2 separate regions of the Mus musculus genome follow, and region 2 is linked to region 1. The links are chromatin loops, found by intact Hi-C in ENCODE. Cell type or tissue: left cerebral cortex. All regions are shown on one strand.

Evidence for each region. Peaks named below come from ENCODE experiments on the same cell type or tissue, not always from the same donor. Only the 100,000 strongest peaks of a DNase experiment are listed, where the experiment ranks them.
Region 2: it touches region 1 in a loop (2.3-fold over the local background); 3 of 42 quality-filtered maps call a loop at or near these places.

Annotation. Positions count from the first base shown.
Region 1 is chr13:98,864,454-98,872,453 of GRCm38, forward strand. It overlaps Tnpo1 (transportin 1), which reads right to left. Exons shown (of 24, transcript NM_178716.3): 7 at 5,787-5,868; 8 at 2,593-2,715; 9 at 516-634; 10 at 1-35. Among named protein-coding and RNA genes, the nearest start is that of Gm34995, 52 kb to the left of the region's middle. In left cerebral cortex, CTCF peaks have their summits at 3,582 (motif pointing right) and 4,757 (motif pointing right); a DNase peak (open chromatin) is centred at 3,584.
Region 2 is chr13:99,147,959-99,155,958 of GRCm38, forward strand. No RefSeq gene overlaps it. Among named protein-coding and RNA genes, the nearest start is that of Gm41036, 25 kb to the right of the region's middle. In left cerebral cortex, a CTCF peak has its summit at 4,766; DNase peaks (open chromatin) are centred at 17, 1,921, 2,694, 3,347 and 2 more places; H3K27ac peaks cover 4,146 bases.

The DNA of each region.
Region 1 (8,000 bases):
AGTACTTCATGCCATTCACTAACACAGGAATCAACCTAGAAAGAATTCATGAAACATAGATCTAAATACTGATAGTTTTACGTTGTCTTTAACAACCTTATCTATATTATATACTAATTAAGCCAAGAAGCAATATAGTCTTTCAGCATGTCCGGTGCTACATCACTGACCCCTCCCCCCTCCCCCCTCGCCTAATAACTCAAGGAATACAATCAGGATAAGTTTAAGAAACTTGGGCCAGCCAGTCTCAATGCTCAAAAACGTTCCAAAATGGAAGACCAAGAGTAACTAAACATTGCAATTATGCTTCTCTGTCTAGCTAGGGCTCAGGACACAGTGTCCTGAGCCCCCCACACCTGTTCTGGCACCTGTGCATCAGCCCCCACAGGAAACCCTGAAAGTCTACTGACAGTGATAATGAAGCAGCTGCTTTAGAAACCTCTCTACGGTGTGAGGATGCACGCTGAGAGTCTGAGTGTGCTGAGGGCAAGCAGCACTCTGTGCAGGACACTTACTTTGGTAGATGCCTTACAAGTACATCTTTGCATATTGGCTGTTCAGCCAAAGTCAGCCAGAATTCACAGGCCTCCAGAGCTACATTCTCATCTTGGTCTTGGGTTCTCTGCAGCATGTACTGTGAAGAGAATCCATACTGTTCATCAGCTTCATCTGGACAGTGAATAATAACGTAGTCCTGCCACCTTATACTGAAAACCATGACTTCCAACCTGTGCTGCTTTCTCTCTCTTTTAAAGCTCCCTATCTGCCTCTACAACAAGGTTAAAATGTAAGAGCTACTGCTTAACAATGAAGTTTTATTGTATGCATCATTGATCTACTTTTGTGCAGGGGTATAAAAACAAACTGCTGTATTTTCTGACATGTCAATGTTAATCAGAGAAAATAAAAAATAACTCCACATATCTTCCTTAAAATAATTTATAAATAACAAGTTGTATCTTGTAGACAGACTTTTTTTCTGTATTTTAAAGTGATATATAAGTAAATCAGTTTAATTTGGAAAGGCATCCGATTCCACCCACCTACCCCACCCCCCCCTTCTGTTTTTGTCTTCTGCAGACAGGGTCTCGGCATGAATCCCAGGTTGGCCAGAGTTCACCATGTAACCCATCTGGTTTCACACTTAAGATCCTCCTTCTGTCTCCAAAGTGCTGGAGCTACAGGTATGCACCACTACTCCTAGTTCTAACATTTCTTAAGTACAATTTGTAGTTTCAACAAGGTGTTTTATCATGACGTCTGAATATACCAAGCTGAATTCACTTCCGAAATTTCCCATTATCTCTGGGACTAGAATCAAAGTCAATTGATGTATTTTTAGTACACTCTCTCTTTTGGACTGAAACACACTGCATGGCAAGTATGGAAACAGTCACAGGCCCGCTCTACTACTTGTCAAATACTATGTGTGTACTGCTCATAAAGTGTTACATATATTATAAAATCAGGATGCCTAGGCGTGGCCTACACCAAGTGATAAAATGTTAAAGTTTCTAATTAGCTTCAAACAAGCAGCTGTGAGACTGAACGCTGGGGATGGAGCCCTCAACTGCTAACCACCGAACACCCCGGGTTCTGCAGAGTCTACCATGCTGTAACTCCATTTCTAAGAGACCCACTCTCATCACACAGCACACAAGTGAGGCTAATAATACACTGCTTAAAGCACTTGGAAAGCCATATAATAAACAAGTAGGACTCTATTCTGCACTATGAAATCAGATGGTAGAGCTTGACTCTAGTGGTACTACATGGAGCCTAAATAACTGCTTCCCTTCTCTATCTTCTAGAGTCTTCACTTAAACAAGTGCAACTGATATGTTTCCTAGTGACCTGACTTCAACTACACAAGAATGGAAAAACCTTTAACATCTACTTGGGTTGTTGAACCAAGCTAGGGTCTCTCTGTGCAGTCCCTGCAGCCCTGGACCTCGCTCTATACACCGGGCTGGCCTGCCTCTGCCTTTCTAGTGCTGGGATGCAGGATGCCCTGCTCCCCCACCACCTTGCCAATGTCCTTCTTAGAAACCTCAACCTTCTGCTAAGTCACAAAATTAGGCGAATCATATTGATAATGAAACTACAAACTGACAGATTCAATTTTTAATTTTATTTTATAACAATCCAAGAATACATCACCCAATATCCCCCAAATACCTATAACTCGGCATACTATTTTTAATGAGAATTTCCTAGTCATGATGAGCAAAACCTAGTCTCTATGTTTAAATAATTCCTCCACCGGGCAGTGGTGGCGCACGCCTTTAATTCCAGCACTTGGGAGGCAGAGGCAGGCGGATTTCTGAGTTTGAGGCCACTCTGGTCTACAGAGTGAGTTCCAGAACAGCCAGGGCTACAAAGAGAAACCCTGTGTTGAAAAACCAAAAAAAAAAAAACCAAAAAAAAAAACAAACAAAAAACAAACCAAAACAAAAAAAAAACCCCTCTAATAATAACTTAAATCTCACAAAACAAAACAAAACAAAAACAAAACTGACCAAGAGGATTTACAATTTAAAAACAGCCATATCTATTTCATGTGTCTTCCCTCAAAGGGGATGCTTTGGTTACCTCGACTATGTTGTGCATATGAGGAAGCAGGCGATCCATCCGGACTTCAAGCAACATCACAAGCGCCCGGCACACGTTCTTCCGCACCTCTGCTTCCTCGTCGCCAGCCAGTGCAAAGAGGTTCTGTTGTACACGAAACACAGGTTCCCTCCTAGTTAGACCATAATTTCTATTTTCTCCTTTTTGATTTTGTGGGAAAAAGTCTCTTTGTGCACTGTGGCTAATCTGGAACTCCTTTGTGCACATACACATCTGGGGGTTGCACAAAGTACGAGTGCCCACAGAGGCCAAGTCAGTCCTTGGAGTTGGAGTTGGTTATGCGTCATCTGATGTGGGTGCTGGGAATGAACTCAGGTTCTCTAGATGAGTGGTACTTCCTCATTAAGCCATCTCTCCAGGCCTAAAACACCACTCTTAATGACAGCCAGGCTTTGTGTGCAGGGTATAGGCATGTAAGTGATGCAGGTAAGTAAGTACATGTGTGTGAGAGGAGTGTGTGCACGTGGAGACCAGAGGTATCCCACAGCCAGTCTATTATACTGCTATACCACCACCACCACCACCACCACCACCATTTTAATTAGGTGAGCTCACTCACTAAACCTGAAGCCTCACAATTCTTCTTGACATTTGTTGGTTATCAAGCTGAAGGGATCTCTCCTCCTTTACCCCACCCCAGTGCTGGCGTTATAGGCACACAATGCCATGCTTGGCTGTTTATGTTGAGTGCTAGAAATCAATCTGAGCTAAAGTCATATTACAGACTGAGCCATCTTCCCAGCTGCTCAGCTGTATGTAATTTAAAAAAAAAATTTTTTTTTTTGGATTGCTGTATGTGCAGTCCTAGCTGTCTGAAAGCTGAGGCAGAAGTTCCTGGACAGCCTAAGCTAGATCCTGTTTCAAAGACCCACCCACAAGCTAATTAACAAACTAATGGCACTGCATCATCCTCTGGGTGTAAGTGCTCACTTCCCTATTGGAGCAGCAGAGGGAGCCGGAGAACAACCCAAGCCTAGATCGTTGCTATTCACCAAGTCAACTACCTACCTACTAGTAGAGAGGAAAGTGAACAGTCACCACTCCTGTGCTAATGCTTATAAACTCCTCTAGAAGGTTAATAAGTGGGAGCATTACACAGAATAGTATATCCAATTGTCACAGCCCAAGATACTAATATTATTCATTTCATAGATTAATAATTAGCAGGGGTTAAAAATGTGCCAGCTGGTAAAGGAATTGAAACTAGCCTGCATGGAATCTTAGGTCCACACTGATAATTTTTGACTATAACAAGTTTTTACTAAGACCAAGCCACCTTTAGGATGGGCACAGAAGCTGGTGCCCTCTGGTTGTCCTGAGAGATCAAGAGTTCAAGGCCACTCTAAGATAGACACTAAAGCGAGAGAGAGTCCGCTCAGAGTGAGCATGTACGCTGTGTCCAAAGTCTAACAACCTGAGATTTGCCCCTAGCATTCAGCTGTTGTTTTGTTTTTTCAAAAGGGGAAAACAAAACAAAACAACCTGATGTAGTGACACTCGTTTGCAATGCCAGCAACACCTACAGTGAGCTGGGCTGTAGACAGAGAAGGCGGCCAGGAAGCCCGGAGGGAGGCCTGACAGTCTGCAGTCTATAGCACAGTAGCAGAAACAGGAAATTCAGTCTCAGCAAGGCAGGAGTGAACTGACAACTGTCCCAGGACTCATGCACACACCACTTCTTACAAATCCTTAAACACGCTGGGCTGGGTGGGGCGGGGTGGACAGGTGGAGGCAGGCAGATCCGGGAAGTAAGAGGCCAGCCTGGTCCACAGAGAGAATTCAGAAAGAAGCTGTTGAGAAAATTAAAATGACTCCATCCCTTCTTAGAATTTCAGCTTTTCTGCTTGCTGCAATCAGGAAGAGGTTCTGAAAAGAAACTGCTCTGCTTATGGACTGTGGCCAGATTATTATTTTTTAAAATAGATTTATTTATTTATTTTATGCATGTGAGTGCACTGTAGCTGTGCAGATGGTTGAGATCCTTCATGTGATTGTTGGGGATTTTATTTAGGACTTCTGCTCACTCTGGTTGGCTCTGCTTGCTCCAGTCAACCCTGCTTGCTCTGGCCCAAGGATCTATTTATTATTATAAATAAGTATACTGTAGCTGTCTTCAGACACACCAGAAGAGGGCGTCAGATCTCATTACAGATGGTTGTGAGCCGCCACGTGGTTGCTGGGATTGAACTCAGAACCTCTGGAAGAGCAGGCAGTGCTCTTAACCACTGAGCATCTCTCCAGCCCCCATGGCCAGATCTTAGTCTCTTTCACTAATCTATCATATTATTCATCCCCGTAGCAGCAGCACCCCCCCCCCATCCTGCCCTCACAAATCCCTCCACCATTACCCACTCCCCTTCTCCTCAGAGAAAGGGAATCCCCTCCTTGGGTACCCGCCTGCCCCCAGGGACATCAAAGTGGCAGCATGATCTTCTCCCACTGAGGCCTGACTCAGTCCAACTAGGGGAAGGGGATCCAATGGCTGGCAACAGAGTCAGAGACAGCCACTCCACTTCCAATTGTTAGGGGACCCACATAAAGACCAACCTGAACATCTGCTACCAGTATGTAAGGGCCTAGGTCCAGCCCCTGAATGCTCTCTGGTTGGTGGTTTAGTCTGTGAGCCCCCATGAGCATGACCTTATTCTTCTGCAGTTATGCCACTAAGACATTATTTAGTATTTAAGAGCTAATAGTTTTCTTGAGTCCTCTATATTTATAATGTAAATCAATAGAAAAACAGAAAGTTATTCCTAAATGGTCTGGCCTGTATACTGAGGCCATTTAAGACTACCATGTAATGCAGTTAACAGTCAGGTCAACATTATGTAGCTGTTCTTTTAGTATGTACCTTTGGATTGTTACAGGCCAACTTCATCCAATCTTACTAAGTATTTTGTGTTTGCTTGCTTCAAAGGTTACTCATGGTCTAGGAAAATCGTGCATGTACAAACTGAATGGTATATTGAAGAAGACTTCTAAACAGTCAAACTAGGAGGCAGAACCACATATATTCACTCCATAACCCATATCTGGATCACATTTCCAATGTTCTAGCACATAAAGAATGCTTTTATTTTCAGCTAGGAAAACCTAGTAACATTGTATCCAATTTGAATCCCATCAGCACTAGTCCAAGCCTGGGGCAGTCTTACCTCAATGAAGGAATCGATGTGCAGCATGAGCGCCTGGGTCCGACTGATGATGAACTGATTGACACATGCAACAGCATGAGACCTAGAAACCAAGGCACACATCAGCATACGCTTACTGTTGTTACAACAAAAGGCGCATCTCTAGAGATACTATGGTGTCTGTAGGATCTGTACAACACCAATGACCCCGTAAGCGGGAACTGCAGTTGTGGAGCACCATAGCTCCACAGCATCTAAAAACAACAGAACAGTGCTGGCATGTAGCCAGTCACTTTGACTTTATTAATTTTGAGTAAGACCTGCGTGGTGCTATACAAATAACACTTACTCAAATAATATAGGGTTTTTTTCTGTGCAGTTTCTTTTCTGTAGAACAAAATACTTTGAAGAGAAACTATGTGCTCTCTTTAGAAACATCTGAACATTTAGTAAGTACAGAGCAAACTTAAGCACAGTTGAACCCATTTCCATTTCAATTCCCATTATGGAATGCTTGTGTGGTGTAGGCCAGATAATATTTAGTCTGTCTTTAACCCACACGTTTAGTGGATAGAACTTTTCATCGTTTCCATTACCACACTGACAAGCTGTTCTGTTCTTATCAGCAGCTCCACACCACTGCGACTTTCTTCTGCATTGAGATGTACCAGAAAATAACTTTAAAAGTAAAGTTAGCACTCCTGAAAGTCTCCACTGTCTAAGGCTCTCCTTGCAGTGCAGCAATCACTCCCCATTACCTTTTATGAGCCATATCTTAAATGAATGTGATTTGCTAAAACACTCAAAAGTTCCTGTTCAAGAGCGCCTAGAACCCAGTATGACACTGTGGTCCCTAAACCAGGGCACAGAGGAACTGCGTGTGCATGGAGTTTACACTGACAGGGGAGATTTTTAAATCAAAGTTTTCTCTTTTTTCTTTTTACTCTGTAGCCCCAGTTAGCTGACCTCAAGCTCACAGATCTACTCTCCTCTGCATCCCAAGATCTGGGATCAAAAGTATCTGCCATCATGGCTGGCAAAGCAGATTATTTTAATGAATGCATTAGTTTGGTAGTTTGAATGAGAATGGCCTCTATAGGCTGATATATCTGAGCCTAATATGCTTAGTCACCAGGAAGTGGAACTGTCTGAAAGAAGTATTAGGAGTGTGGCCCTATTGGAGTGGGAGTGGCCTTGTTGGAGAGAGTGTGTCACTAGGGGGGAAGTCTGACTCTTTCTGCCTGTGCATCAGGACTTACTGCCCTTCTGCCCCTGCTGGCATGCTTCTTGCCATGACAAGGACTAAGCCTCTGAAACTGTAAACAAGCTCCAAGTTAAACGCTTTAATGAGTTGCCTTGAGGTTGGTTTCTCTTCACCACAGCAATAGACTAAGAAAGACAGCTAGGGAGAAACATGCTATTTAAATGGAATCCTGACCTCCAGAGCAGCAGCAGTTCTCAACCTTTGGGTTGTGACCCCTCTGGAGGTCAAACAACCCTTTCATAGTGTTGTTGTTGTTGTTTTTAATCACGTGTATTTGTATGTGTTTGTGTAAGTTACTGAAGGGGTCCTTGGAGTGACGCATACAGGTGATTTTAAAAAAAAACTGGGGTGTCGTATATTTTTGTCCGTTTGAGACAGGTTTTCTCTGAGTATCCCTTACTGTCTTAGAACTAGTTCTGTAAATCAGGCTGGCTTTGAACTTGGGGGATCCACCTGACTCTGCCTCAGAGTGTTGGGATTAAATTCGTGAGCCACCACCATTCACTCAAGTTTTCACATCTTAAGAGGTGGCTGTGAGCCACAGTATGGGTCCTGAGAACTTAGCTCAGGCCCTCTGAAATAGTACACGCTGACCATCTAACACCGCGCGATGCGTTCATCTTTGCAATTTTTATTTATTCGTTTTTGGGTTGTGTGGGGTTTTGTTTTGTTTTGTTTTTTTGAGATTAGGGTTCTTTATACATCCTTGCTATCGTGGAACGCGTCACTATGTAGACCTACTCCCTGGCCTTCAACCCCGAGATCTGCCCGCCTGCCTCTTTGAATGCTGGAATTAAAGGCAGCACTGTCACGCCCAGCTTCTATATTTGAAAAGCTTTTGTTAGCTTTATTCCCCTTCTTACTTGCATCTTATTCTGGTCACATATTTCCTCATTATTGGAGAATCCTTTTATCTTTGAACTGCCTGCTGTCTCTTCCCCTTTATAATCTCCTTGATCTTCCTTTCACCT
Region 2 (8,000 bases), 280 kb after region 1:
TTGGCCATCCATTTAACACTCTCTTCAGAACATAGGTACCAGAATTAACAGTCACGGCAACTTCTTTTGGCAGATGGGAACTCATTTCACAAGTTCCTGAAGAATGCTGGCTTTTCTTTAGCTGCCAGAAATCCTACAGTGCAGCTTGAGCCCATTTCTAAATATATATAGACTGCGTTTTGGAGTCTGGGGAACTGGAGTTTCCTTTGGACTGGATGGGGAGAGCTCCCGTTCTCGGTTCAATGAGTGAGGTGAGGGAGGCTCAAATAAGGCTTCCCAGAATGAATCTTAGAGAAAGACTCAAGGGCCTTTGCTTCAGTCTACCTCTCCCCACATGCCACCCCAGGAGCTAGAACACAGCCAGTCATTTGCTTTTCTGTTGGTTACAGTATATATATTCATGTTATTTAAATGAGGTAATGAATTTTAAGTCTTCTTCTTTTCTTCTTTATTATGTTATAGCAACGCCCATCTTCACTGGCATCCATGCCGACACTTCCTAAAATCTACAACTGATACAAAGCTGCTGGAAGTTTCTAGAATGAAGGTCTTATAAGAGCTTTATAAAAAGAATATGTGAGCAAAGGGAGGATGTGGGGAAGGTGGCTAATGATCTGACTTCTAGATCAAGAGCACCCGGAACCACAGAACCACAGGCCCAGCGCCTCTACGGATGTGCAATTTAAAATGCACCACTCCAATGTCATGCGCCGGAACTTAATCCAAGAAGTCATGAGGGTAGCGTTAATGGTTTTATAAAAAGACAAGAGGGAGCTGGACTAGAATACTTGGTCAGTCTCACCGTGCCGTCAACTGCCAGGATGCTCCCATCTCGGGAGAAGAAGCAGACTTCCTGGTCTGCAGAGCTGGGATCCAAATCTACATTTATCCTGAGATGGACAGCTCTGGAGGGTGAGCTGCAGGTAGACCTATCTGGAAGTCAGCGATCGTCCAGCCAAAAGGAAATGGAAGAAGAATGGGCTTAGACACTCTTAAACCGAGAAGAGGGTGAGACACCTTGTCTTAAAGGATCAAATACTACTCCCCACCCCCTGTCAAACCAACCAACAGAACCTCAAGACCAGAGTGGGACTCGGTATTGTATGGAACCACGTGAAACAAATGACAAAACAAGCTCCTTTAATTGCTCTTGAAAGTTACTGGAAGTGAGCCGCGTTCTAGAGGGGAGAAGATGCCAGTTGCCTGGCTCAGTTCATGTTACAGAGATGAACACAGAGGAGGTCAAGGTGAGGTCATGAGCCTCAATTCTGTCTCACTGACACACTTGTGGACCAGTGGGAGTCCACAGCAGGGCTTTCAGGCAGCCACGAAGGGGACACGGTCTTTTCTCCTCCCCTCTACATAACATACTCATTACCAAAGCCTTTGTGGGAACCTGTTTCTGTTGCCTTCCTTCTCGGGTAGGGAATGTCCTGGCCCTGGGAATTTAGGGAAATCAAAGCAAGGTTTCCTGGCTAGCATGTAAACTCTGGGGCTTTCCTGGGCCTCTAAACCTGTTCCACTGTATGTCACATTACAGAGGCCACCAGATAGCCAGCTTGATGAAGGAGAGAGGCAAGTGTGTTCGAGCACAGGCTGGATTCCTGGATGGATTATGCTGACTGGAGAAAGGGCGACTTATTTAGCACAGCTGCACAAAGAACACTCTTGGCTGTCCTGGCTTTCAGAGTAGGTTAGGGCAGAGGCTAGCTGCCTCTGTCTCCTGAGCATCACACTGGGGCTGGGATGTGGATAAAGCCTTGGTCCAGTATGAGCTGAATGGAGTATGGAGGAGTGACCGGGAGTCTAGAGACCCTCTCTCAGCAAAGGCTGGCCTTCTTTATTCTCTTCAACAAAAAGGATTGACAAGAAAGATTCTGTTCAAAGTCTTTCAGCTTTAGAGCGGCCTGCAGAAGTGGGAGGGGGAGGGGCACAGCCGGCAGACTGTGGTTTAATTGGAAGCCGGGGGAAGAATTCAAGTTTGAATTCAAAATGATAAAATGGCAGAGGAGGAGAAGATGCAGCCTGTCTCTCCTTAAAGAGATCAAGAGATTTTTTAGATCTGTCCGCATCAAAGTTTTCCCTCTCTCTAAGGAAAGAAAAATCACTCCGTGTTTAACTCTCAGGCGTTTGTGGTGACCTCTGCACTTCAGTGGCCTCTGTGTAGCTACTGGCTTTCACACTTAAGGTGGAAAAGTTTCCTTCAGTGATCCTGAAAGTACTGCGGGGGTCTTACTAATGGACACACAGCAGGAAATCGCAGAGGCCGTGACTGACAGATGGACCGGATGGACCGACACATTTATTCCCTTTCTGCTATTCAGTTCTACCCGCCTCCCTTTTCCTTGCAGAGAGCAAAAAGTTACCTTTTTAGAGCCAAGGTGGTAAATGAATTCAGCATTTGCTTAGACTTGTTGAAAAGGAGCACCGAGGTGATGCTGAGGACCTAGGTAAGGATAATTGGTGGAACTTAGAGAGCATGCGCATGTTGGAGGGGTAGCAGGCAGAGGACACAGGCTGGTTGAAGGGAAGCAGAAATAATAAAATAACTATACATAGTGATAAGGCCTATAAAATAGACCAGGAACAGAGGTAGTGGACGTGTGACGTAACAATGTGTCCATCTGGATAGCCGGGGAGAAAGGAGTTTGCTAAGGCAGAAGTTATGCTAAGAGTAGAGACTCGATTTCAGGCAGAGGGAAAGGCCCCCCCTGGGACAGACCAGTGACACAGACTGCTAGATCCTGAGAGTGGCTGAGACAGAGAGGCTGTTTTCTACTCACCAGAGTGCATGGGATTCATCTGTGAAGCTTAGCTGAGCTCTCAACCATTCCCTAAGTTCACATGCCAAGTCTCTTTAAGGCGAGGCCTGACCTTTTGGCACAGGCCCTGGCAGAGGCAGACTTGGTGCATTGTCGGTTGGAGTGGGCAAACAGTAGTCAAAGACACTTACCTGCAAAGCTTGGGACCAAAAAAACCTGACCCCCTTTTGTTGGCATTGTGACCCTCCCATCAACGAGATCAAAGAACGGGCGTGGGGGATGATGATGTCATAACATACATACTGCACCAGGGCATGGAAGGACACGCCCCTCCCTCAGTTTCCAGTTAAAGGCACAGTTTTGTGCCCATATGCCTCTTTTCCTCCTGTGATTTTCCTGAATCCTACCCCAAGACATCCCCCAAGTTGGTTCCCGACTCCACATTAATTGACCATTAACTGTGATAGGCCCGTGCCTCTCGGAAGGGAGGGGGTTTTCACTTCTCAGTGTCTTTATACTTCCAGTTTATATTCCAGATGGCAGTCTGACGTAAGACCTCTCATGGTTTTCACTCGTGAAGCTGTAGGAGGAGCAGCAGCATCGTGTGTCCGTGGTTCCCATGGTTGCCACTGTCTAACCTTACAACTTGGGTGGTCTGTTTATGGTACACAAACAGAGCCATGTTCAGCTGCTCTTTCCAGTCTTTTCCACTGTTCTATTGCGTTTTATGTACCCCACAGGTGGGGCCATGAAAGGAAGATAAACACTTCTCAGCTGTTATCACTTTTACTGCTAAGTTTGTCATCGGATAGTTCACATCACCGAGTGAACCAAACACTTGAAATAGGCAGAATTTAAAAATTGATATTTACCCCATCGTCTCAGAAAGACTGAATAACCAAACCAGGAGTCACATCCTTCAAGAGGCCCTAATTCCTTCATTCCCACCCCCCCCCCTCTGTGTGTGTGTGTGTGTGTGTGTGTGTGTGTGTGAGAGAGAGAGAGAGAGAGAGAGAGAGAGAGAGAGAGAGAGAGAGAGAAAGAGCAAGAGGGAGAGTGTGTGTGAGAGAGAGTGTGTGTGTGAGAGATAGAGTGTGTGTGTGTGAGAGAGAGAGAGTGTGTGTGTGTGAGAGGGGGGGGGGAGATCTGAAAAGGCCAGAAAGGGGAATCAAGTCCCTGGAGCCAGAGTTATAGACAGAAGTTATAGAACATGGGAGCTGGAAACATAACTTACCTCTGGAAGAGCAGCAAGTACCCCACCCTCTCTCATTTCTCTTTAAATTTGATCTTAATAGATGACAATGACCTTGTGAGGATTCAAATGACTTTCAAATCTGAAAGTCGAAAAGGCTGAAAGGGCTTATTTGCAGCCCCTGTTTGCAAAATTGTCAATTCAGAAGTTAATATTTGCGGACAGTTATGAGAGGTAAGGAATATATCACCCTCTTCCATTCTTGTTTGAGATTACATTTTCAGTTTTTACTCTGTGCTTACTGTTTTTGGTGTTGGAGGCAAAACCTTGCCGGGATTTCAGGAGACAGTTCCCGTGCGAAGTGAATCGAGGGGCTGTTAAAAATGCTCACCCCGGACTTGCTCAAGATCAATTTGATCAGTTCTCCCCTTTATTCAAATGTGCAGCCAAGGCTGAGACCACAGGTCTGGACCTCAGACACCGCTGGGAATCTGAGCCAAAACAAGATGCCCAGAGGATGACTCAGCCGGTAACAGGAACTTGACTCACACCAGAAGTGAGAACTCAGCAGGTGGCCCAAAGGTTGTCTATAAGGTCTAGAGCAGAGGGAGGCTGCGGCTTGGGGCTGGAAGGATGGGACGGCGAGCCTACAGGGAAAGCTGAGTACAGAGGAAGCCACACCGGTCTGTTTTCAGAACCGAGCGTAAAGGCTGCTTTACCCTAGGGTGGAGAGAGTCCTCAAAGCTGATGCTTCAAGCAGCGTGGAGAAAAAGCGTTCCCAGAGCCAGCGAGGAAGTTGCAGGCATGAGAGAGGGCACCAGTAGGTGTCCCCGTTTGATTTGCGGGACCTAAGAAGGATCAGAGCAGCAGCGGGAGCCACGGGAACCATGCGGGGTTACGCTGAAGGTCTAGGACAGGCAGGGCAATCTGGCTCCTGCCAGTTTTGGTGACAGGTGTAGCTTGGGAAGCCCCCATGCTGGATTCCTGAACCTCAGCAGCTCTCCACAAAGTGCTACTGTGTTAGTCCAACACAAACTGTTCACCGTTAAAGAACTCTGAAGGACCTTCATTCTCACCCTCCTTCCTTCCTCTCCCCACTCCCCAGCTTTTATTTTTCCGGAGAGATTTTCGTGTTACCCAGGCTGGCTTCAAGCTCACTGTGTAGCTGAGAGTGACCTTGAGCGTCCAATCCTCTAATCTTCCCCCCACTGAATGCTGGGATTATAGATACTCACTGCTCTGACCAGTTTTATGCTTCACTCACTGGTGATTGAATCCCGGGGCTTCAAGAGAGCTACTACGCAAGCGCTGTTCTAACGGAGCTACATGGGATAAGAGACGCTGTACTTATTTAATGGAAAACATGGAAAATCAGAAATGTTAAGACCTTCCTAAGGTCAGCCAGACACAAACCAACAGAAATGCAGTCAAGATCTCGAGTGCGTGATTTGGAAGCTGTGCCGTTTCCTGTATGAATCTAACCGTGTATGTTACATAGCGGCCTGTGCTCGGCCCTGCATAAGTCAGCTGAGGGAAATGACCTGGATTCAAGATTGCCTCAAATGTGCTAGCCATTTCCTTCCCCCACCTCAGCCACCATCAGAGTTCCATGTATATGTGAAGAACAGGTGCACATGTGAGTGACTAGGATCGAGGAAATCAGAGATCAAGATCGGCATCTTTTTCTAGTGACACCCCACAGATTTCACCTTCCAGGGACCCCTGAAACTGCGTGTAGAACCCAACAGGCTGTCATTAGGGTGGCTCTGTACAATACACCAAAGCTAGTTCTCCTTGGGCCAATCCTCCAACTTCAAAGCCTTTGAGGACCTTGGAAGTCTCATTTGCCCATAAGAAAACTACCTGGCAAGGATTTTCTTGAGGTTACAGGAGTGGCTGAGCAGGGCTCTGAGTTAAAAATGTTGGAAACTAGAAACTTGCTTTATGACAAGAAAAACAACCCCCCCCCAAAAAAAAAACCCCAAAACCACGCTTCAGGAGAAATGAGCCTTCCTGTGCCTTCTCAGGAGACGTGTTCTGAGAAGGTGGGAAACTGATCTCTGGAAGCTGTGGACTCAGGCTGGGTAACAGAGGCAGAAAGACTCCAGGGGGATGGAGGGTTGGAATGACTCTTGGGGACACTAGATAGCCACAGGGAGAGAAGCAGAGAGACCCCTCAGTCCCGGGTTGGCTGGCTGCTGGCCCTGACAAAAATCCCTGTATCCTGCCTTACAAACAGCAAAGGCATGAAGACAGCTTCATCTATGTAGGTAACTTTCCTTCTCTCCTGGGATGGGCAAGCAGCTCTTCTGTTGTTGATGCTGGTTTTTGAGACAGGGTCTCTTTATGTAGCTCTGGCTGTTCTGGACCTCAAGCTATAGACCAGGCTGGCCTTGAACTCACAGAAACCTACCTATCTCTGCCTCCCAAGTGCTGGAACTAAGGGCATGTGCCACTACACCAGGCAATGGTAAACATTTCTAAAAAGGAATCCAAAGCTAGCTATCACTAGACCCCCAGCCCCATCCACACAGCAGTTTACTGTTATCGGCAGCACCTCAGTTCTTAAGGAGTGTTGGGTTGCGAAGATGGTTAAGGTGTTGCTGTTTGGTGTTTGCCTTATATACTTCCTTTGAGGCTGCCAAAGAACAAGGATGTTCTGTTAGATACCAGCAATGACTAAGATTAAAATTACTGTAGAAGTCTGCCTAATGAATCTGCCTGTAGTGATGGTTTGTGGCTATTGAAGAGAATAACAATAACAACAACAGCAAAACCCATTGAGCTGTGTCTATATGAATTAGTTACTTTTTCTCATTGTTATGACCAAATACTTGACACACGTGTCTCCAGACAGGAGAGGTTTATTTCAGCTCACAGTTTCAGAGGAGACTGTCTGTCATGGTGGAGAAGGCATGCTGGCTGAAACAGCTCATCTCTAGCAGTGGAAGCATGAGACACAGTGTGGACCTAGAAGCTCTTTGGCAGTGGGAACCAGAAGCAGGTATGACTTGCAAGGCCTCCTCCTAGCAACACACCCTTGCTAGCCAGACCACAGCCCTTGGTCCATGACCTCCCAGACAACACTAGCAGCTGGGAGCTAAATATTCAACAACTGAACCTATGGGAGACATGTCATATCCAAAGCACAGCAATATACCTGCAAATTAATATGTAAACACATAAATTCAAATAAAGTACATGTAATATAATTCACATACTGTTCTTTCATGAAGGCTGAAACCTTTGCATTGTTTCTAGGTTGGCAGATTAACATTCTATAATAAATCCTATTGGTAGAAAGTGAGGCGTTCATGATTCGTTTTTTTTTTTTCAAGTGAATCAATAACTTAAACGGTTTTCAAGAAAGCAGAGTACAGAGTACGTGTGTGTATGTGATATACTGCGTATGTATCCTTCATTACTCTCAGAGCTGTCTCTTAGACATTTATAGTGAAGCTTTTCTATATGTATTCAATTCAATTTAATGAGTCTTTTCAAAGCACTCAAATTGGTTTCCATAGAAACTATTATTTTTTTCTATCAATGCTTTGCATTAATTAATTAGCCACACAATTATTATAATAAAAGCACTACCAGTATAACCGGGCATAGTTACAACCCAGGCTGATCCTTGGCAAGCTGACAACTCAAACCAGTAGTGATGAGTAGGGACATCAGGAAGGGGACTGGCTGGGGCGTTTCTCTTTCTGTGGACACTGGGTGATTAGTTTTATAGGGAGAAAAAATAAGCTTAGAGAAACAGCTAAGTGGAGGCTGATGAAGAGAGGTTCTTCTGCACATATACGCTAGACATATTGCCATCCCAGCCCTCCAGAATCCTACAACGCATTGAGAGCATGACCTAGAAATATAACCCACACAAACCTTACCTACCATACACAGGTATCTGCCCTAAATCATTGTTTAGGATCAAGGAATTCTGTCCCCTCTCCCAGGTCTCCTGAGTGAGTACCTAGCCCACAGTCAGTTGTCCACGTTCTGGGAACATTCTAGAAACAAACACCTTGGTCTGTTTGGATTCC